Regions from separate parts of the Homo sapiens genome. Here all the other regions are linked to region 3. Evidence: chromatin loops called from intact Hi-C (ENCODE). Cell type or tissue: PC-9. All regions are shown on one strand.

Region 1 (8,000 bases), 230 kb after region 3:
TTGGCCTTTATATTCTTTTCTCTGTATGTATCTTGGTTCTATATAAGAGAAAATTAAGGATAGAAAATCAAGGATAGAAGTTGGAGTTTGGAATCAAATTTAGAGGTCTAATGAACCATTGTAAGTGTTATGTTTATGCTGGACTTTTACAGTGATTGTTTAAAAATTTTTAGACTAAATAAAATCTCTTAATTTTTTATAGTTTGATATTTGCAGGTAAAAATTTATTCATAAATATTAAAATAGACAAATTTATTAAAAACCTTTGATATTCTGCTTTGTAATCAATCATTTTCTCTTACTGGAATGTTTATGAAACACAAATTGGGAAATTCGTAGGAAAATGATTTCATATTTAAAAACAACATTATGTTATGATTTCATAAGGTAATCCCAATAGCAGTAACCGACAAACTTAAGTTGCTTTTTTAGATTCAAGAGAGCTAAAATAGCTCTTTATATTTAAAACAAAACGATAAAAAAAATGAAAGCAGCAACTTCTTAATCAGTTACTTTTGAATTAGGTTATTTAAATCCATAATTAAAAGAAAACTATGAACATTATCCACACGTTTTCTTCAACAGATTGCTTGAAAATAACTCATTATTACTAGTTAGCTGGTTTCCTTTATTTAATTATAAAAACATTTCAGTGGTTCATTTTCAATCTATAGGCATAATAAATCAGGATATAATGGATGCTTGATTATATAGAATGGTTGTAGACTGGGGTATGTGGTTGATTTTGTATTCTGGCTATTGGATATTATCATAGACTTGTTAAGTTCTAAAGAATTATAATTTAAGCTAAATTAACTAAATGACTTCTTGAACTTTCTCTAAGGAGTCAAAAAGACCTTAAGTATTTTTAGCACCTTAAATGAACGTATGAATATCATTGTGTGGTAGAGTATTTTCTTCTGACAACATAAAGATGAGGGTTTAAAAAATACTCCTTTTAAAAATAAACTTTGATGGCAACTTGCTTGTTACTTGTCTATTTTTTATATAGTTTAAAATACACAAAAGTCATTTATTTATGTATTTTAGGTATGTGAAACCTGTAACAGTGAAAGTGTACTGTAAAAATAAGAAATTCAGCTACTGAGATTATGAAAACATGGTTTAAGATATTAAAGAAAATTTAAGGAATCTAGCAGTTAACTTGAAATAGACATTTTCAAATGTTTACTTGTATATTTTTAAGAGTATAACAAAATATATGAAGAATATAAATCTTACATTAAGATAGTTGCCCATGGGCCAAATAAAATTTTGAAAAGTGTTTAATCTGTTCTACTCAGTATTTTTCTTTTAATTTGAATTATTTGCTAACACTTACAAATTAGCAGATTTCACATAAAATTTTTGATTTCTAGCTTGTCTTGAAAAAGCTGAAGCAGAGTAAAGGGTGTTCTAATTATTCATAGGCTGCATCTTTTTATACCCCCTTTTTTTATACCTGGTCTTTTTGTCGCACTGACTTATTTAGAGCCAAATTAATGTAGGAGAAAGAATGTGAGCTCTAGAACCAGACAGGATGGCTTCAATTTTGGCTTTAATACTTACTCCTTGTGTGATTCTAGACAAATTAATTACTCTCTCTCTACCTCAGTTTCTCTATGGTAAAATGAAAATAAAATTGACAAAGATAAATCAGTTGGGTTTTAAGGAGGATGAAATGAGTGTACATGAAACATTTAGACTAGTTTTTGGCATATATTCATTGTGCATAAATGTTAACCATAAATAATAATACTTTTTGCCTGATCTCATTAGACATTTGAATTTGGTGACTGCTCCATAGTAGAGGACGTTGGTTCTGAATTTATTTATTTGTCCAACAGAATTTGTCAAACTCTGTGTTATACTATAACCGATCATCTACATTTCGCTGTCCTCTACTAGATTATATTCTCCAGAGTTTCTTCTATACAGCAGTGCTCAGTATATGCTTACTGATTGGCACACATAAGCAAATAACTGACAACCGTCTAGGTTTATGTATTTAAGATTTATGGCTTTAGATATTCTTACTGCATGTTAGCTACCAAATTCTTTGTTTTCCCTAATCCTCTGCTTATATTGTTTTAGCCACAATTCCAGGGGGATAGGTTTTATTAACGTCTGACTGTGATTGTGTGGATGTAGGGGGTTTTGGAGACTTCTGATAAAAATTAGAACATGTATATGAATATTTTACTAGGTGATGGTTTTACAGAGAAAGTAAATAGGATAGAGGAGCATTTTGTTTTGGTAAAAGGTCATCCAGAATTTATGTATTCATGAACATCTCTGGAGCTTTTCCTCCATAGGTGAAGACCATATCCTATAAAATTAGATACTCATTTTGTTTGGACTTGCTTTTACCACTTCTTTTTTCTCTTATTTCCTCTTTTTCTCATGTCCTTGCTGCTCCTGAAATTTAAAAGATTATGTTACTTACATTATTTTGCATGACAATTGGTGAACTTGGTTTATGTTTTGAAAGAGTTATGATTTGAGAAGATAATTTGCATCTTAGGGACATATAAAATTTACAAATAGTGTAGGTTGGAAGTTGAAAATAATTTAAAACAAAATTTATTCAATATGGAATAATTTATATAAGTGAGAATTGAGAGGGAAAACTTTCAAAACGACCAAAGGAAATGTAGGTAGTTATTTATAAAAACTTGTAAGTATAACACCAGAGGTGGATATTATACTGGAGATACAGATACATTTGAGCATGTAAAAAGTTACCTATGTCACAAAAATGTCATACAACTGAAAGACAGATACACTTTGAGAAAAATATGTGTATCATATAAACAAGGTTTAATACTCTTAATACTTAAAGCATGTTTAGATATCATGAAGACAGTCATAACAATTAACTCTATTAACAAAAGACAATAAACAAATGTCAGAGAAACAGTATCTCAGTAGTTACCAAGCAAATACAATACAAAATTTGACTATCAGGTTGGTTCAGAAAATCAAAGAGGAAACATCCATTGTTAATGAGAATCAAGGAGAAATGAATTGTTCTATTAGGTACAAACCTTTATAGAGTACAGTTTGCTAAAATCTTATTTTTTTAATATATATTTTAATCCAGCTATTGTACTTTAAGAATTTATCCTAAGGAAATAATCATGGATATCATACAGACATACTGCTAAAAGATAATTTATTTTTGAGACTGTTTGTAGTATTGAACAACTGAAAACATGTTGTTTACTAAATAAGGAATTGGTTACATAAATTGTGCTGACTATATAATAGAATGCTAGGAATAATTAGAAATTATAGACACACAATTGTTTTTTTCTTTAAACTGGGGAGGAAAATACTGAATTTAAAGTATTCATAGATTACATAATCAGTATGTTTACCATGTTATGGGTCACATTAAAACCATATGTATTTTAAATGCCCAGAATAAAGACAGGAAGTACATGTGTAATACACTGAAATGTTAACACTAATATTTCTAGCTAATACTATCATGAATAATTTTAATTTGCTATATTTTCTGTATTTTGAAAGTTCTATTGTGAATGTTTATTATTTTGGCTGTAAAACAAAAGGATGCTATAAATGTGAGAATATTGTCTTTAATTTAGAATTTAGCTTATTTATTGAAAATAAATATGATTCAAAATTAAGATAAAGATTATAAATGATGCTCAGATTTTTGAGAAATTTTTGAAATGGAAATTTTGTTACCTTTTTCCCTTCTTTGCATAAGCCTACCAATGTGAGATAACAGTCCCTGGAGCCTGGGAAAAACTTGTTAATGTCTGTAATGCTCATGTAATCATTTCAGTCTTATATTTATTCCCAGTCATAGCAGAAAAAGAATTTATTATTTTTCTCTGTATTTTTTCACCTCCCAGGTAGTTACTTTTGGTGACGCTGTCCAGTTCCCACAATGTATCATTCCTTATCTGAAACTAGACATCCTCTGCAGCCAGAAGAACAAGAAGTAGGCATTGACCCCTTGTCCAGTTACTCTAACAAGTCTGGAGGTGAGTTTTGTATGCCAATACTATTTGTAGGTAGTGTACTGGGAAACCTAGCAGAGGGCCCTCAGTTAGCTGTGTCCACCTTATGTGTGTGAACACATTTTGATGAAGTGAGCAGGCCAGTGTTAAGTATGTTATTCTGGATATGTACAGAGCACTCTTGACACTAATGAATACTTCAACAAGCCACAGTTATTCATGGAAGCATTAGCCAAATGTTTAACGCACTGTCGTTCTTTAAAATAAAATAATAAACTGAACAATGACTTCAGCATAAGAATGTTGAAATGCGAAAGGGCCTTGGTCGAACATCTTTTAAAGATTCTTAAATTTTTGGTGTTGATTTTGCAGGGATTTTTTTCCCCTTTCAGCAGATTGAGATTATTCCAGGATAAAAGACTTGATTCATCCTCTTTTTTTTTTAAAGTAATTGAAATTTGTTCATCCTCTTTTTTTTTTTAAAGTAATTGAAATTTGTGTTATATTTTAAAAGATCTATACACTGAAATTATTAAGTGGTAGACAGTTAAAATGTAGACCGTATTCAGGTTCTACCCTATAAAAATGTATCAAATGTTTATGTATCAGAACTCTACTATTTTCTCAGTATTTACTTAATGATAGTAATAACATAGTTTCTTAGACAGAAGCAATTGAGTTTGTGAGAATTTTTGAAGCCTTATCCTTAGTTTTTAAGCAGTTCACTAAATATTTGATAAAGTTAATTGACTCAGTGGCTGCTTGTAATTTTTCACTTGTGGAATGCAGGTATCAAGATTGTGACATCTATTTTAAAACATAAATTAGTCAAAGTATACAGACAAACTGTTATAAAAAGGAAAATTAGTCATAGTAAATCATGTGTGTTATTTTCTTCAAACAAAATGATTTTTTCTGTTTATACTGATGCCAAAGTCTGCTTTTAACTCATGTTTTGAGAATTTAAAAAAAGAATTGACCCCCACCTAAAGTGGCTATTTCTTTAGAACACAAATTTTATGCAGAATTTTTATGCTTTTTGTGCATCTTTAATACCTCCTACATACAAATGCCATTGTTATTTTTAATAAAAATGGGAGAGAATTTGTCCAGCTTATTTTTGTGATTTAATTTTTAAATTTTTATATTTTTTGTTAAATAAGAACTCAAGACTTATGTTTAATATTTTGATAATATGAAAATAGTGTTCATTTCAATTTCAGTTATTTTAATATCTCAGTGCTAGGCATGACACCTTTTCTAGTGATATTTTCTCTTAAATGTAATACTCATAAGAAGCATTCGTAGTTAAATAAATCAAATTATTTTGCAAGTACTTCTGTAAGTGGATGTTTTAAAAGTGAATGTCTTTGTGTTACAAGTGTATAAAATAGTTTCACCAAAATATTTCATACTATTTCTGATTACTATGGTTATTTGAGGACATAGTTTTTGTTGTTGTTGTTTGTTTGTTTGTTTTTTGAGACGGAGTCTTGTTCCATAGCCCAGGCTGGAGTGCAATGGCGCAATCTCGGCTCACTGCAAGCTGTGCCTCCCGGGTTCACGCCATTCTCCTGCCTCAGCCTCCCAAGTAGCTGGGACTACAGGCGGCTGCCACTTCGCCTGGCTAATTTTTTTGTGTTTTTAGTAGAGACGGGGTTGCTGTTTGTTTTTTAAGCACGTATTTTTATATGGTCTATTTCATTAAATACTGAGGTTTTTTTTTTTAACCTGGTTAAAATAACATTTTAAATTAATTTTATCCTTTATTGTTTACAGGAATGAGTAGTTACCTTTACTAAAAAGGCTTTTCGTTTATATCCTAGCCTAACATTTCTATGACATACTAAGTTATTAGGACTGAATTGATGTTTAAAAGTGCCATTAATTCATTTACCCCAAATGTTCATTAACAATGTAAATGTATGCTGATGTTCTATGAGACAAGGAAGTGACTAATGACTCTTCCAACTAACAACACTTAAAATGAATAGAAACTTTCGATAGCTAATCTTGAAGTAATCAAGACCCTCATTCAGCTTGGCATCTCTGTATGCTCTAAAACAGCTGTCAACTGTTAAAAATATATACAAAACACACATACGCACATGCACATGCAGAAAGAAAGATATGTAAATATCTTGTTCTTCAAAGCCATAAAGGTTACTAACCATAGTGGGCTTTGTGCATTGTATAGGTAAATATTTTATATAAAGCATCTATTTCATCTTCTTTGATTTTCTTTTTACAGGAAAATGTGTTGCATTTTAATGAGGTTGTCATATTATTTGAAGAAAATCATCACCTTTCTATTATGTTTGCTTATTTTAATATATGTCTTACCTGGGCTTTCTTCAAGTATTTTGAAGCTTTTTACACATTTCTGCCATAATCTTTAGGGAATTTGTTACTACTGGATGACTCATTTTCTAAGTATTTAAACACTGCACTTTAGTGCTTTGCCTGTGTAGAAGTTATGTGTAATTTTTAAAAACATTTCTTGTCATAGGTTCTATTAGTAAAAATATATACAGATATATATGCAAAGTCTTAGGAGATATTTTCCATGTGAATTAAACTTTTAACTGCTTTAATTGTTTTTTCAAATAGAGAACAGCATAGAAAATATGACATTTTCTGTGTGCCCTGTTCAGTTTAGTTTACATTAATTACCACATAAAATTCCAAGATCTATGATCAAAGTTTAATAACTGACAAGTTACTAGTAATTTAGTTAAAAACAAAAAAGCAAAAATATTTGTTAGACTATTTATGATTATTTGCTCTTAACCTTTAATGACCAATAAAATGAAGAAGTAATCACTTTATTTTAAATTTAAGATAACAATATCAAAATTCAGGTATAGCAAACCTATTAATTAAATAATATTGTTGGAATCACTCGTTTTCACAAGCTTATAAGAGATTGGAATGTCATCAGTGATGAGAGAAATTTTTCTGTAGGGGATCCTTTGTTAGTCTGTTTTTACATCACTGTGAAGAAATACCTGAGGCTGGCAATTTATAAAGAAAATTGCTTTAATTGGCTTATGCTTCTGCAGGCTGTACAGGAAGCATGACACAGGTATCTGCTCCTGGTGAGGGCCTTAGGAAGCTTCCAATCATGGCAAAAGGCAAAGGGGGAGGAGGTATATCTCAGGAGTAAGAGAGATGGTGGGATGCCCCAGACTCTTAAGCAACTAGATCTCAAGTGAACTGAGAACTCACTTGTCACCAAGGGGATGGTGCAAAACCATTCATGAAGGATCAGCCCCTGATCAATTCACCTCCTTAAATTTTGTATGTCACAGTATTCACCTTCTTACTTAATAGCTTTTATATATTTAAATAATTGCCTAACCTTTCTTTGCCTTTTAATATACTATCTGTTTCAAAGCTTGCTTTCTATTGTCATTCATAAAATATTTGGCAACTTAAAAAAAATCCAAGATGTTCAGAATCCTGCCAACTCCGTTTTGCTTCCTATAATTTTGTTTTTTTCCCAAGTATTCCTTTCTTTCCATTACAATGACATGTTTTAGAATTAGGAAGGTATGTCCTGGCTTTATTAATGAAGAAATTGGTAATTTAAAATAGTTGACTGATGTCGATATAATAAGATGATGCTGTCCTATCATGATCTTTAGTGTTGTTTTCCATATAGTAGAGGTGGATTTAAATTTGATTAAAAGATGGGTTTCTTCTGCTGAAGATATCTAGATATCTGGCTAAAGTATAAAAATGGTGTCTGAAGTACTATAAACCCTACTCTGGGCTAACTAGCTGGAGTCATCTTAGAGATGAAAAAGTCTTTTTACTTTCTTCCCTGGCTTACAACTCTTTAGTGACTTCCCATTATATTAACAATAAAATCCAGATTGTTGACTGTGATGTGCATGGCTGTCTTCTTGTCTGTCTGGTCTTGCTCAGATATGCTAAGCCAGTTCTAAACTCTGGGCCTTCACACATGCCATTTTTCTGACATTATTTTTGATTCATTCAGAGCAT
Region 2 (8,000 bases), 100 kb after region 3:
GTTAGTTGACGAGTATGTGGAAGAATTTGAAGATTAGAAATATGGTAGATGACCTTCAAATCAAAAGTGAGTGAATAGTAGGTATCGGGGGTATTTGGATTCTAGTTCTGACGGATACTGACTCTGGGATCTTGAGCAAATCAATTTGTCTTTCTCAATCTCCTTTTTCATCTATAAAATATCGATGATAGGAATAACTCTACCTTATATGGTTTGTAAAGATCACATCAACTAAACATGATAATATATATGGTTATATATAGAGAGCACGTTGCCTAACTGCAGATTGCTTCCACTTCAGTCCACTGTGAATGGTGCCTCCTGGAGGTGTGCCAAGTACTGTGCCCAGAACACAATGGTCACCCTCAGTTAATTGACTCTGATTAAATGAGAAAATACCTTTGGAAGGATGTTGTGAGTTGAAATACTAGAAAAATAAAAGTATAAAAAATTTTAAATGTTATAAGATTATTAACCAAATTGATGTAGTTTTATAGGATTTTCATAGCATAAACCCAAAACCTATACAAACTAACCAATTTAGGTCTTACTCAATAATTAATAGTACCTGTTTTTGAATCAATAAAAGAGCAATACTATCTAATACTGTTTGTAAGCAACAGATTGGGGGCTATTTTAAAACATTGCATTTTATTCTTTTTTGTGTAGGGGAAAAAAGTCATTAGTCTGCATTTATAATCAGGACTAGCTTCCTGTAAAATTATTTAACTTTTTATTTATAGAATTTGAAATTTACAATTCTAAATACAGCAATAGTAAGGCACTGCATTTTTGCAGGAAACAAAAAGCACAATTAACATAAAGTTAGAACCAGCCACAAATAAAATATTCCAGCAAACTGTGTAAGAAAAAAAATGCTCTGGGAAGCAAATGCCGAGAAATGTTACATAGGTGGCCTTATTACATTGGAAAGAAAAGAATGTAGAAGATTAGTAGCAGTAGTAGTAGGAGGAGGAATAGGAGGAGGAAGGTGCGTAGCAAATGATAGTGAATAAGCTCTAAGTGTTAGTTACTTTTCTAAGCACTTTATGCAAATCATATTAATCATATTATTTAATCCTCCCAATACCTTATGAGTTAGGTCCCCACTTTATATATGACATAGCTGAGGCTCAGAGAGGTTAAGTAATTTTTTTTCCCAAAATCTTGCAGCCAAGATTCAAAGGCAGGATGTTTGGCTCTAGAACTCATGCTGGTAACCACTATGCACACTCCCTCCATGAAACCAATAGCCACCATCTATTGATGTACAGAATGTAGTTTGTGTATTTTTTGTGTGTGAATAATTTTGTTAATGGTACCATGGGATTTTCCTGGATCAAGGGCATGATTTAAGTAAGCAATGGACTAATTCATAGGACCCCTGGTGTCCTAATAAATCAAAACCCACTCAAGAATACCTCAGCAGTAAGCACATTAACTGTCTTCCTAGATGGATTGTTTTAAAAATTTTCCATATCTGCATAAAGTATATTACGTACGATAATTTCACTTAATTGTTCTAACTTTTAATAACTGTCAAGTAGTAGATGAAAGGAAAGCAGAAAAATGGTAAAGTGTGGGTGTGGAATTACTTCACTTTTTTTTTTTTTAAGGCTGAGATTGATTTAGAATTTTTGTATTTCCTGGAAGAATATCCTGTGGCTAGTAGGAATATTTGATTTCTTTAATAGATTCTCACATAGTAGGGCCTAATATCTAGCTGATTGAATTAGTATTATTCTAGGTATAGAAATAATGAAACTCCATAGTTTGTTCTTTATGAAAATATTTTATTTCAAGTTATTTCTTTTCTGCTTGACAAAAGGGCATTGCATTTTTGCTTTAAAGAGAGGCTTGTGATGTTTTGTTTCATTTTTTTCTAGCTTGGACTGTGGCAGAATCAAATGAGTAGTAGTCTTTGATGACTAACACTTGTTCATTTGTTTCCACTGCAGAAATCTTTAAAAAGGTATAATGACTAAATTAGTTTATTCTTAGACATTATGTTTTCTTTTTCTTTGTCTTCTTTTATAATGTTCTTTTTTATAACATTGTCCTTAGCCCTAAAACCTAACTTTCAAGTTCTAAAATAATTCTTCTTTTAAGAGGAAATTGATATTTTGGGTGGAAGGATTTGGCCAAATCTGAGATTCCCTATCATAATTAAAATAAATCTTTGAAACAGTTTTTATTAGTTTTAATAAAGTTTATTTAGTTTTAATAAAGTTAAATAAAGTTTAATAAAGTTTATTAGTTTTAATTCAGATAAGCTAATTCAGGCTTATTTTCTCTTAAGTTGATTTTTTTTAAATAAAAAGAGATTATCTCCTTTAGCTACACCAAATGGCACCTGATTTAATAAGAATGTTCTAGCTCTATAAAGTTAAAGGGAGTCAGGAGATACCTTTGTAGGAAATGTGGAGTTTGGCATTTATTGTTATACTGGTGGACTCAACCCCCACACCTTGCATCCTCTGTATTATATTTCTCTGTGGTTATCTCACCTTTGTCTTTTCTCTGTAGAGGTGAAGGGGGCTGTTTGTATAACTGTGCTCTTAGCTAAGTATAGAGTGGGCTAGAGCAGGGATGGCAAATACATGATCTCATGTGCATTCCCTCTCCTATGCTTGTTGCGACATCAGGTCATGGCATACTTTCTTGCTTAGCCATAGGGCAGTTTCATAATTTTCCCATCTTTAGGGAGCCAGAAGTTTCAGTGTGAGTGAAACCTATTTGCTATTCCTGGAGTAGAGAGGTTGGGATGATTACCAAAAGTTCTGTACCTGTTTTTCCTTCACGTCTAGGATTTGATGTAGTCTAAGAGTAAGAGATCTTACTTTCTTAGGTTGATGTGTTCTAGCAGTTTAGTGACCTTCAAAGCGTACTCAGACACACTTGAATTTATTGTGACAAAATTGATCCCCTCAGACCCCCTTTTTTATGGTGGAAACCTTCTTTAGATACCACCATAGTTTATTTTTTGACAACTCTCCTATAAATTTACACGCAAAAAGTTATCTTTGGTGAGGGATGGGGAATAGTTTGTGCTCGTGCAAAAGGTATGATTCATCTTTTCAAGTGTACAATTCATAGTTTTTTTTTTTTTTAACCAAATTGTGTGGCTGTCACCATGACTCAGCTGTAGAACATTTTCATTCCTCCACTGTGATTTCTTATGTACATTAACTCCTAATCCCCATTCCCCCAACCAAAGGCAACAATTTATTTATTTATTTTTTAGTGTTTATAGCTTTGCCTTTTCTGGATAGTTGATATAAATGGAATAATATAATATTTGGTCTGTGGTGCCTATCTTTGTCCAGAGCATAATGTTTTTGAAGTTTGTCTATTTTGTAGCATGGTATCCGTAATTTCTTCGTTTTTATTGGTGAATATTACTACATTGCTAGTATGTCTTGTCAAAACATTCATCATCTGTCAGTCCATTCCACGGACATTTATGTTGTTTGCAGTTTTTGGCTATTATTAATAAATCTGCTAAGAATATTTGTGCTCAAGTCTTTGTGTGAATATTTCTTTTCATTTCCCTTGGGTAGATACCTAAGAGTGGGATTGGTATGTCATATGATAAATTTATGTTTAACCTTTTAAGAAACTTCCCAGCTGTTTTCTGAAGTGGCTATACTGTTACACACTCCCATTAACAATGTATGAGGATCCCCATTTTTACATCCTTGTCAGTATTTATTATTGTCTGTATTTTTTATTATATATTCTTTTATAACTTAAAATTTTCTCTCAATATTATTTTTAAGATTTATCCATGTTGATACATGTAGCTCTTACTTATTCACTGCTATGAAATGTTCATTGTATGAATATGTAGTAAAAATCCAGCCATAATATGAAAAATGGCTTCTTCAAATTCAGTTGTATAAAATGTAGAGTTGCATTATTGTGTGGTTATTGAAAAACAGTACTACTTTTATTCATCTGTACTGTTGCAAAAGTTACAAAAGTGAAGATGGTGAAATTTATACTTTATATTACTGCTGAGACAGTCTGAATTAGTCACAGGGCAATTTTTTCCTAAGTCAGTTCCATTTGCTTCCACAGAAAATAAGAATTTTAGCTTTATCAGAGAAATGGGCAGTGAAACTACAGACTCAGAAGCCAGTCACAAAAGACCATATACTAGATGATTCTTTTCATATGAGATGTCTACAGTAGGCTAATTTATGGAGACAAAAAGCAGTTTTGGGGTTGCTAGGGTAAGGGGGATTGGAGGGAGATGAGGAGTGACTGTTTAATGGGTATGGGGTAATTTTTGGAATTGAGTAATAAAAATGTTCTAAAATTGACTGTGGTTATGCTTACACAACTCTGTATATACTATAATCAATTGAATTATACACTTCAAATGGATGACTTGTATGGCATATTCATTATGTTTCAGTATAGCTGTTAAAAAATAAGATGCATGAGCCTTTGTAGAACATGTCAATAGTATTAAAAAAAAGAAGAAGAATAAAGTAAAAAGTACTTCACAATTATTGTCAATAATTGTGGCAATATGGCATCATTTTAAGTGACTGCTTAATAAAATTTCATTGAGTAGATGTACTATAATTTGCTTAATTAATTTCCTAATAGTAACTGTTTAGATTGTTTCCAATAAGTAATGTTGTAAGTGGGATCATTGTATATATATTTTTGTGCACTTGTCTTTTCAGGATAAATTTTACAAGTGAAATTGTTGGGTCAAAGATTAAGTGCATTTAACATTTTAAATCATATTTCTAAATTACCGCTCAGTAAGATGCTCCAGTTTGCCTTTCCCCAGTGGTACGTGATAACATATGAATGGCCATACTCTTGCCACTGCTGGATATTGTCAGTGTTTTTTATCTTTATCAGCTGGGAAGAAATTAACTTATTTTTATTTGCATTTCTTTGTGCAACTTGTTATGTGTCCCTTAAAAACTTTTTTTTTGTTCACTTTTTGTCCTTTTTTCTACTGAGGTGATGATCTTTGTATTAGTGTGTAGAAAGTCTTTTTATATTAAGAATATCTACTTCGGGTCTGTTATATAAGATAAAAATATTTTTCCAGTTTGTGTATATTTCATATTTATTTATGGTGATTTTTTCCCATTGCACAAAAGTTTTAAATTTTTGCATAGTCATATTTGTTACTTGAAAACATCCATAGAAACTCGGCTACATTCCAAGGTTATAAAAATATTATTTTATATTTTAAATTTATCTTGGGGCCAGGTGTGGTGGCTCACGCCTGTAATCCCAGCACTTTGGGAGGCTGAGGTGGGCGGATCACGAGGTCAGGAGATTGAGACCATCCTGGCTAACAGGGTGAAACCCCGTCTCTACTAAATAAAAAAAAAAAAAAAAAAAAAAAAAAAAAAATTAGTCGGGCATGGTGGCACACACCCGTAGTCCCAGCTACTCCTGAGGCTGAGGCAGGAGAATTGCTTGAACCCAGGAGGCGGAGGTTGCAGTGAGCTGAGATCACGCCACTGCACTCCAGCCTGGGCGACAGAGTGACACTCCGTCTCAAAAAAAAAAAAATAATAAATGATTTTATTTCTTAGGTTTAAATTTTTTATCCATTTGGCATTCATTTAGTATAAGAAGCTAAGGAGAGATCTAGTTAACCCTACTGTCTTACAAATTTTTATCATTATCAAATGCTAAATTATCACATATCCTTGAGTAGGTCACTTTTGAGTTTGTTGGTAAGGTCTGTCAGTTGGTAAATCTATTCTTATGCTACTACTATATTCTTTTTTTTTTTGAGACGGAGTCTCGCTCTGTCTCCCAGGCTGGAGTGCAGTGGCATGATCTCGGCTTGCTGCAAGCTCCACCTCCCGGGTTCATGCCATTCTCCTGCCTCAGCCTCCCTAGTAGCTGGGACTACAGGCGCCTGCCACCACGCCTGGCTAATTTTTTTTTTTATTTTTTATTTTTAGTAGAGACAGGGTTTCACCGTGTTAGCCAGGATGGTCTCGGTCTCCTGATCTTGTGATCCGCCTGCCTCGGCCTCCCAAAGTGCTGGGATTACAGGCGTGAGCCACTGTGCCCAGCCTATATTCTTTTAATTATTATAGCTTTAAATAACATATTTTAATAACTGGTTGACTAATTTCTCTTATTACTCAGAAAGGCAGCATAATATAAAGAGTTTTACAACTTACTAGTTCATTGCATGACCATGGGCAAGTTATTTAACCTTTTGGTCCCTCCCATAGTTAACAGGAATAATAAAAGTATCTCATAGGGATAGGGGAGTCACAGGATCAGAAATATTATCTTCTGCTTTATTAACTTTTCTCTCATTACTGGATCTTTCCCATCAATATGCTTATATGCTGTTTTTTTTCCCATCTGAAAAACATTCTTTTTTTTCTTGATATGGAGTTTCGCTCTATCACCCAGGCTAGAGTACAGCAGCGAAATTCACTGCAATCTCTGCCTCCCGGGTCCCAGCGATTCTCCTGCCTCAGCCTCTCAAGTAGCTGGGATTACAGGTGCCCACCACCACACCCAGCTAATTTTTGTATTTTTAGTAGAGGTGGGGTTTTACCATGTTGGCCAGGCTGATCTTGAACTCCTGACCTCAAGTGATCTGCCTGTCTTGGCCTCCCAAAGTGCTGAGATTACAGGCATGAGTCACCGTGTCCGGCCAAAACATTCTTTTAAAAATGTCACTTGCCCTCCCAGCTTTTGTTCCATTTCTTTGTTCATTTTGGCAGTAAAACTTCTGAGGAATTGTTTATACTTGGTCTTTCCAATTCCTCTCCTCCCATTCCATCTTAAACTCATCACAGTTAGAACAGAAGCCTGCACCAGTACCCTGAATTCATTCTGTTCTTTACCTTTTCATTAGGATAGTGTCAACACTCAGTCATTTGACCTTTTAATTTTTTTTTTCTCTTGTTGCCCAGGCTGGAGCAGTGGCATGATTTCGGCTCACTGCAACCTCCACCTTCCAGGTTCAAGCAGTTTTCCTGCCTCACCCTCTCAAGTGGCTGGGATTACAGCCATGTGCCACCATGCCCGGCTAATTTTGTATTTTTAGTAGAGATGGGGTTTCTCCATGTTGGTCAGGACGGTTTCAAACCCCTGACCTCACGTGATCCACCTGCCTCGGCCTCCCAAAGTGGTGGGATTACAGGCGTGAGACACCACACCCAGCCTTGACCTTTTAATTGTTCTATCTACATTTATTGCCTTGGTGATTTCATCAATGTTATGTCTTTAAATACCAAAGTGATCAACTTACCTCTCTTACCTGAACTTCAGGCTTATGATCCATTTAATGTGTTTGACACCTACTTTTAGCTATCTGAGTGTCATCTCAAACTCAATATACTAAAAACTGACCTCCTGTTCTTTCTCTTCCAAACATATTTCACCTGTAGTCTTCCCCATCTCTGTTGATAGCAGATCCATCCTTCTAGTAGCACAGTCAGAAACAGTGGAGTCATCCTTGACTTACATTTTCTACTTGATCATTGTTGAAAGTAAGAAAGCTGCTGAAAGTTGTAGATTTAGTTTATAGTATTGAACTCATTATTTTTGTAAATTTTTTTGTTTCTATATCCACATATAAAAAGCATATAATCTACAAGTATCATTTTACTTTCATCCTAATTTTAACTGTTACTTAATTTTTGTGTTTAATTGTATTCGATAGCAGATTCATTTCTTTTTTAAAAATGTTTTAATGTTTAATTTTTGGGGGTACATAGTATAGGGTACATGGGATATTTTGATATAGGCATGGAATGTGTAATAATCACATCACGGAAATTGGGTATCCATCCCCTCAGATATTTATCATTTGTGTTAACAATCCAACTATTCTTTTAAGTGTTTTTAAAAGTACAATTAAATTATTATTGACTGTAATCACTCTGTTGTGCTATCAAATACTTAGTCTTATTCACTTTTTTTTTTTTTTTTTTTACCCTATTAGCCATCCCCACGTCCCCTCTATTCCTTCCTGCTACGCTTCC
Region 3 (8,000 bases):
CACCTCTCGGGTTCATGCCATTCTCCTGCCTCAGCCTCCCAAGTAGCTGGGACTACTTGGTGCCTGCCCGCCACTATGCCCAGCTAATTTTTTTGTATTTTTAGTGGAGACAGGGTTTCACCGTGTTAGCCAGGGTGGTCTCGATCTCCCGACCTCATGATTCACCCGCCTCGGCCTCCCAAAGTGCCGGGATTACAGGCGTGAGCCACCGTGCCCAGCCCCACAATTATTTTTTTAATGCTGAAGTTAGTTCAAATTTAATTTTTCTGCCTTAAACTCAAATTCTATTATAACTAACAAAACTGAAAATGAATTTTTATACAAAGTTTGTATTTTAAGGAGTTATTAATCATCAGCTTGATTACTTTTGTTTCTTTTTCCTAGATTACATTGCAGGCCACTCTCTGCCTTGTCGGGGTGCTCTGTATTGACTGAGGACCATTGGGTCCCTCAGATTGTCTCTTGGGGAGTAAGAACGTGAGAAGCCTGAGAGAAGCTGGATCCTTACAGCTATTGTTGTAGCCTAAAGGATGGGGTCATTGCTGTGGCTCTTTATGATGCCACCTGGGCTTCCCAGTCTGGGAACCATCAGAATGCAGGTCATGGGAGATGACTGGGCTGTTTTCCAACATCTCCTTACTTCTTGCCTGATAATAAACCCCTAAGGTAGTCTGGATGCCTGAGTGACTTTTCTTTGCAATGTGGAAGAACTTGATTAATCCTCAGTAGTTCAGGATAGAGATGATGAGGATCTGAGGTGAGAAGTGTTGTGGGGACTGGAGAAGAAAGCTCATTAGTTGGTGACTGAATATTGCAGGATAAGGAGTAAAGGGACACGCCCAGGTTTTCTGCTTCGGGAACTAGGGGAATAAATGCACAACCAACGGGTGGCAGGGGAGGGGGAGCGGTCGGGGAAAGGACACAGGTCAGGTTTGAAGGCTATTTGAAAAACTCAACTCAAGTATATTGAGTTTGAAGTACCTGTGAGACCACCTGGGATACATCTCTAGCAGGCAGCTGAATACATAGGTCTGTTCTGGTTATTTAATGATATCTAATAAACTATAGCAAAACTTAGTGGCTTAATACAACTGTTTTATTTATTTTTCCACAATTCTGCTATTTGGGCACTGGGGAGAAAAGCTCATCTCTGTTCCATGTGGTGTCAGCTGCGGCAGCTTGAGTAGGGCTGGAAAATCCACTTCCAAGACTGTCTCAGTCACATGCCTGGCAGGCTGGTGCTGACTGGCCAGTAGGAGCACAGCTAGGGCTGTTGGCCAGGGGCCTTAGTTTTCTTCCGTTTGGTCTCTCCAGGTGGCTTGGTTAGACTCTTCACAGTGTGGTAGTTTCAGAGTAGTTGGATATCTTACATGGTGCTTCCCACAAAGGGCAAAAATGATAGCTACTGTCAAAGTTAAAAACTAAACTGGTGAGGAAATAGATTTCATTCAGGCAATTACATTAGGGAGAGTACTCCAGATGTGAAGATCAGAGTGTCTCAGCAGGGTGGTTTTGCCCTATACTTTTATTATTATTTTAGAGCATGGTTTTGCTGTTGTCTAGGCTGCTCTCAAACTCCTGGGCTCAAACAATTTTCCCACCTCAATCTCCTGAGTAGGTGGGAGTACAGGTGTGCACCACTATGCCTGGCTGCCTTATACTTTTACAGGGAGGCATAGACAGGTTATAGATGAGATGATTACAGTTGGGATTATTTTTGTAATCAGAGAATTATCAGCTATGAAATGTTTATCGCTACCTAATTTCAAGGGGGAAAAAGTAGTTCTAATCCTAGCTAATCATTCATGAGACAAATAGGAAGTTGAAAGGTGACTGACCTTCCCCACAGGTTCGGGAAAAAAGGAAAGGTATGTGTTTGGTCTTGTCACAGGTCATCTACTAGTTTTATCAGAGAAACTGGACAATGAGTCTCATTTAAGTAATATGGAGAAGGATTGGTCTTTGTGGTAAACTGTTTCGCAGAACACAAAAAGGTGGTGGGATTTCTTAACTATTTCTGTTTCCCATGAGTCTCTGGTAAAGTTCAAAGTTGTCACTGCAAAGCCTTTTTTTTTTTTTTTTTTTTTTTTTTTTTGAGACGGAGTCTCACTCTGTCGCCCAGGCTGGAGTGCAGTGGCGCGATCTCGGCTCACTGCAACCTCCACCTCCTGGGTTCACACCATTCTCCTGCCTCAGCCTCCCGAGTAGCTGGGACTACAGGCGTGTGCCACCATGCCTGGCTAATTTTTTGTATTTTTAGTAGAGACGGGGTTTCACTGTGTTAGCCAGGATGGTCTCAATCTCCTGACCTCGTGATCCACCCGCCTTGGCCTCCCAAAGTGCTGGGATTACAGGCGTGAGCCACCGCGCCTGGCCCTGCAAAGTCTTTAAAGGCCTAGGCCTAGAAGTGACAGAGAGTAATTTTTGCCATATTTGATTGTTTAAGGCAGGTGACAGGTCCGGCCCAGACTCAAGGGCAGAGGACTATACATGGGCATGAATACTGGGAGGCACAGTTAATTGTGTGCCATAAGAAAATAGTCTACCACAAGGTCTGAATCTTGGGCTGAATATTTAGAATGGGATGCCATTAGCATAACCTGTGTGGTAGCTGAAACTATGAGGTGGGATCAGTCTGTGGGTGTATACAGTGGTAAATGCAGAAAAGAGTCCAACAGCTTTGTAAACATTTGAGAATGGAATCTTGAGGGTTGTCATTTTCCTAGTTTCTCAGAAGCCTCTGTTAATCCTATTTCTTCATATACATTCATCCCAGGATTTTCTGTCATTTTGTTGCTAGCCCCATTTCTTGACTATCATCTCAGTATTCACCAGTCTAACAGTGATGATGACTGGTCTAGCCAGAACTCCCAATTAGGGAGTTTTTACATTTTATTTATTTGATAAATAAATAAATCTGGCCGGATTAAATCTGGCCACAGGCACTAACTTAACCTGTTCAGTTTCTGCAACAGAAAGAGGGGCAACAGAAAAAGAGGGATCTCTGTGTGAAGTGGGGTGTTTGTCCACAAAGGTCTCCCACACAGGCATCTTCCTCTGAAGCTAGATAACCTTCAGAAATCTGACCTTTCTCTGACTTGGTTTCCTTTTCTGGACTAAACAGTATCAATTTTCGTTGGAGCTCTTTGTGAAGATAAGCTAATAAAATACCATAAATCTCTTTTACTAAGTGAAGCATTTACCACTCTAATTAACATTATGATTTAAAGGCTTTCATACTGGGGAAACAAACACCACCTTCCCACGTGCTTGGGTTAAAGGGGATCTTAAATCATGATTATGCAGAGACCAAGGGCAACGATAAAAGTTTTAGACATTCCCTGTGTTCTGATAGTCATCAGACGTTTAGGGAGATACTACAACACTGAAGACCCTGTCCAAGTTTATGAGATAAAGATAGAAACCACAGTCTAGTATTGTGGGCTTGTGAAAAAATAACTCCTAACCTTTATCTTTCTATGGGTTGTACTACAAGGTAGGTCTGCACAAAGTGCTAGTGACTCCTCTAAAGTAGGCAGGGGTAAGTTTCACGGAGAAAGTGACAGATGAGCTGAGTTAGAAGCCTACTCAGCCACAGAAAAATGTGGCATGGAAGGCCATTTACCTGTGACAAGGAAATGTAAATTCCTTGGCAGGAGAGCCAGGATCTCAGGAGAGTCCCTGGGACCCTCTGCTCCCCTTCTCAGTCCAACCCTGGGAAGATAGTTGGTGGATGTGAACCTCTGACTAAGACCCAGGAGCTGGTTCCCAGCCTCCAGCCGCGCGCCGGTTGGAAGCAGGGAGAGAAGGGAGGGGTAAAAGCCCTCAGGCGCATGCGCTCAGCAGCCTGCCGGCTCAGCCAAGGAGAGCTCTGCCCGCGGCTCACTCCCCACCTACTCGCTTCTCGCGCCTCGCGGGCCCCAGAAACCCGGACCCGAGAGCGAGCGCGTTGCGCTCGCGCGCAGACTTCAGGTCCCGTGCGGGCGCCTGCGCACGAGCTTCCCAGGCGCGCGGGCCGCGAGGTTATTAGAGGTGGAGCGCGGGGAGGGCGCGCGGCGGGAGGCGGCCGCCGTTACGGCGCGAGCGTGGTCACGTGGCCGCTGGTCACCGCCGCCACCCCCTCCCGCCCTGTTCTCTTTCAGGTCGGGCCGGGCCCGGCCGCTTCCGCGAGCGCCCTGCAGACTGAGGGAGAGAGAGAGAAAGAGGAGGGGAGGAGGAGGAGGATTCAGGGAATAGGAGCTGGGGAGCCCTTCTGCGCCACAGGTAAAATAAAATAATGATGATGATCGTAAAAAAGCCCAAGCCCTCTGAACGCCTCCGCCTTCCTCCAGTGCAGCCCCACATGCAGTCGTTCCCGCCCCGGCCTCCCACTCAGCCTCAGGACAGGTTTCGCCCCCCTTCGCGCCGCTGCTGCAGCCGCAGCCGCCGCCGCCTTCTCACGGGAGGGCCTGAGGGTGCCGCCGCCACGGCGGACGGGTTGCCGCACCGCCCCCCGTTTGTGCGCCTCGGAGTCGGCGTCGGGGGTGGATGGCGGGAGGGGTGGACCCTTCAGCTCCCTGGCGGGCAGGGCGGGCAGGGCGAGCTGGGCGGGGTGGCTGCTTGCAGTCTGCCTGCTTTCCCTGCCCCAGGAGGTCGGGGTCTAGACTGGAAGGCCAACTGCAGTAAAGGCAGGGCCTGGCGGCTGGACTAGTGCTCAACTTCCTACTTAGTAAATTTCCATGTTCATTTGGGCCCCGGGAAGCACGCTTCCTTCCCTAGCCGGAAGCGAAACGGGCCCTGAATCCTCAAACCTTAATAGTCTTTAGAAGAGAGAAGCCTTGACTTCACTTTTGAGGAAGGGAACCGTGACCTGGATTTAGTACGACTTAAGTTTATTCACACGTAAGAAACGGAGGTCTTTCAGGATAAGAGCAAAAAAAAAAAAAAAAAAAAAAAAAAAAAAATTCGCAGGGAGGGCAAATCCCGCTCCCCACCCCGACTTTTCCTGGAAAAACACACAGACCTTCACTACAAGATTCGATTCTACAAGTGACCTAGAATTTGTTCGATACCAGTTACTCGTTTTAGTTACAGGAATTATAATCTGTGTTTAAAGTTAACATCCTGTAGGTTTTTTTCGAATAATAACTTTCTGGAAAGAGTTCATTTGTCAACTCTGAATTGGACAAAATCCTAAGATTTTAACATGCAGGTTTCACACGTTTGGACCAGGTTGCCTGGAATTTCTAGACCCGGTAATTCTTTTGTAAACCTTTATAAGTGTTGTGCTCTTGCACAAAATACTTAAAGCAGGAAGCAATAAATAGGTATTGTTGAAAAATGAGCCTTTGCTATCGGTGGCAAAGAAATTCATTTATATATTGGTTTTTCTCTTTGGGCTTTTCTGATTCCGTGTCTTGGTACTTTTCATACCATATCTCTGAATTCATTTGTAAACTTGAGCATTTTTAATTTTTACAGCTATCTGCAGTATCACAGAACACTCAAACCTTAATGTGGGTGGGAATCACTTGGGGCTCTTATTAAAAATGCATTTTCTGGTTCAGTAGGCCTATGGTGCATTTTGATATTGTACATTTCTGATAACATGTGCAGCTGGACAAGGGACTATCTTTGAGTAGCAAGGAAGTGGATAACTTGTGTGCAAATAAATAAAGTGTTGTATTTATCAATAAACATGTTCTTTTTAATAACTCACCCCCGGGTGTAGAGGTGGCTTGGGAGAAGGGGCAAATGGCAGGATGAACTGAGAAAGCTTTCAGAGTGAGCAGGCTGAGTCTGGATTCCAGGGGAGGGGATAGGAAGAGTGCAAATATTGTGTCTGTATGCTGTATGGTGACTGCATCACCTGGTCTGTGAATTTTCCATTAGAAGCTTGGTGTGCTGTTAGGTGAAAGACTTGCTCAGCTATGCGTCATTGGGTTTTATCAACATATAGGCGAAAAAAATCCTGGTCTCTGAGTGTACAGCTGAGATGAAAATTTCTTTTATTGGAGGAAGTATTGAGTGTGTGCTCTCAAATGCGGCCTCAGTTGAGTAGTGCATTCCTGAGTTTTGGAAGCAAATTTGCAAACAATTGAGAGTCGTACAGTGGGTGTTCTAACTGGATTCAGGTTTTTTCTAATGTAATTTTTTCACACGTAAATTAAAAAGTTTAGAAATGTCACACATAACTTCATAACACTTTATGGAGAAATGGTTGTACTTTTAATTTTTTTCTTTTTATTTATACTCCAACTGACTGAGCAGAGGTTGTACTTCTAAATAACTTTGTGGAAGTTTTTAGTACCATAATTTTTATAATTTTCATTCCAGTCCTTTGATATTTATGACAGTACTTCTGAAGCGCTTACTGAGTGCCGGACACTGTTGTAAGTGCTTTACGGAACTTGACTTTTTTTTTTTTTTGAGACGGACTCTCGCTCTGTCGCCCAGGCTGGAGTGCAGTGGTGCAGTGGCTCGATCTCGGCTCACTGCCACCTCTCCCTCATGGTTTCAAACACTTCTCCTGCCTCAGCCTCCCAGGTAGCCAGGATTATAGCCGCCCGCCACCACTCCCGACTAATTTTATTTTGTATGTTCTTTTTTAGTAGAGACGGAGGAGTTTCACCATGTTGGCCAGGCTGGTATCGACCTCCTGACCTCAAGTGATGTGTCCATCTCGGCCTCCCAAGGTGCTGGAATTACAGGTGTGAGCCACTGTGCTCGGCCTACCTTTTTTTTTTTGTTTTTTGTTTTTTTGAAAAGGAGTTTCGCTCTTGTCCAGGCTGGAGTATAATGGTGCGATCTCAGCTCACCGCAATCTCCGCCTCCCAGATTCAAGCGATTCTCCTGCCTCAGCCTCCTCAGGAGCTGGGATTACAGGCGCCCACCGCCATGCCCGGCTAATTTTTGTATTTTTAGTAGAGACGGGGTTTCACTATATTGGCCAGGCTGGTCTCGAACTGCTGACCTCAAGTAATCCGCCTGCCTCAGCCTCCCAAAGTGCTGGGATTACAGACGTGATCCACCAGGATCACACCAGGCCGCGCCTGGCCTGCTTTCATTTTAAAAGTCAAATTTGTCATCCGCCTCAGTGCTTGTAATCTTTTCTGAGTGAGATACTGAAATTTGCAGTTTCGTTTTGCTTGCACTTGTTCACTGGACCAGTAGTCACTGTTAAATGTAAAAGTATCTACTTCCTCTGAAAGTTTTTTATTCCTTTATTTCCTGCCTGGGCTTGTCCTCCACCCTACATGTATGCGTAGTAGATTTAGTGTTTGTTATCCTAACCTTTAGGTTTAGGGATTGACTGGGTTTCTGACTTTTTATTTGGCCAATGAGGACGATACAGAAAATGAAGCATTGGTCATTATCACATTTTAACGCTGAAAAAGTAAGAAGGACAACCCCGGAATAAAAGTAAGTTGAATAATTTATGTTTCATTTAAAAATGAATATATAATCCCTTCTCTTAACCCCCTTTTTGTCTCAGACCACTGAAAGCTTTGTCCTGTTAGCAGCAGCAGTCTGAGAAGTGGTGCTAGTCCACCTGATCCTGAGACATTTCTCTCAACATGGGTAGATCATTGGAATGGCAGTGTGTACAGTGTGTGTACCAGAACTTGAGAAATGTGAGGTCGGGGTGGTGGGATGGTCAGCAGTGGAAGAGCTGGGAGAGGGGAGGGAGATCATTTGACGGAGAGGGCCTGTGGGCTGCTTCTAGTAGCATCAATTATTACTAGAATAATGGTGAATTTGGGAAGGATGTCAGTGTAACAACAAATCTCAGTGTAAATGCTTTCTCAAAAACCTGTGAAGTGTTTAGGAAAATGTTTATCATTCTACAAATGTTAGGTAAACATTTAAAAATAATTCCTGTGCAATGATTTAGTAACATTAAACATTATATAAATTGAGGGATAAAAAGAGGCTCAGAGATTATCATCAGAGGTTAAGATTGTCCCAAATTCTCTCTTGTTCTTTTGGAATATTAGGATAGAGTTGAAACCCTTGCTGCA

The links. Peaks named below come from ENCODE experiments on the same cell type or tissue, not always from the same donor. Only the 100,000 strongest peaks of a DNase experiment are listed, where the experiment ranks them.
Region 1: it touches region 3 in a loop (4-fold over the local background); 3 of 110 quality-filtered maps call a loop at or near these places.
Region 2: it touches region 3 in a loop (9-fold over the local background); 34 of 110 quality-filtered maps call a loop at or near these places.

Annotation. Positions count from the first base shown.
Region 1 is chr3:17,504,490-17,512,489 of GRCh38, reverse strand. It overlaps TBC1D5 (TBC1 domain family member 5), which reads left to right. Exons shown (of 23, transcript NM_001349074.2): 3 at 3,885-4,016. The coding sequence starts at 3,920. Among named protein-coding and RNA genes, the nearest start is that of TBC1D5, 230 kb to the left of the region's middle. In PC-9, no CTCF peak of the experiment used is centred here; no DNase peak of the experiment used is centred here.
Region 2 is chr3:17,634,577-17,642,576 of GRCh38, reverse strand. All of the region lies in intron 1 of TBC1D5 (TBC1 domain family member 5), which reads left to right. Among named protein-coding and RNA genes, the nearest start is that of TBC1D5, 100 kb to the left of the region's middle. In PC-9, no CTCF peak of the experiment used is centred here; DNase peaks (open chromatin) are centred at 2,686 and 3,106; H3K27ac peaks cover 4,701 bases.
Region 3 is chr3:17,738,744-17,746,743 of GRCh38, reverse strand. TBC1D5 (TBC1 domain family member 5) reads left to right here and starts at 4,113. Exons shown (of 23, transcript NM_001349074.2): 1 at 4,113-4,263. LOC105376975 (a long non-coding RNA gene) reads right to left here and starts at 3,800. Exons shown (of 2, transcript NR_135536.1): 1 at 3,626-3,800; 2 at 1,082-1,376. RefSeq lists enhancers at 3,697-3,766, 3,724-4,427 and silencers at 3,887-4,196, 4,427-4,626. In PC-9, CTCF peaks have their summits at 4,377 and 4,581; DNase peaks (open chromatin) are centred at 3,913, 4,703 and 5,913; H3K4me3 peaks cover 4,001 bases; H3K27ac peaks cover 4,428 bases.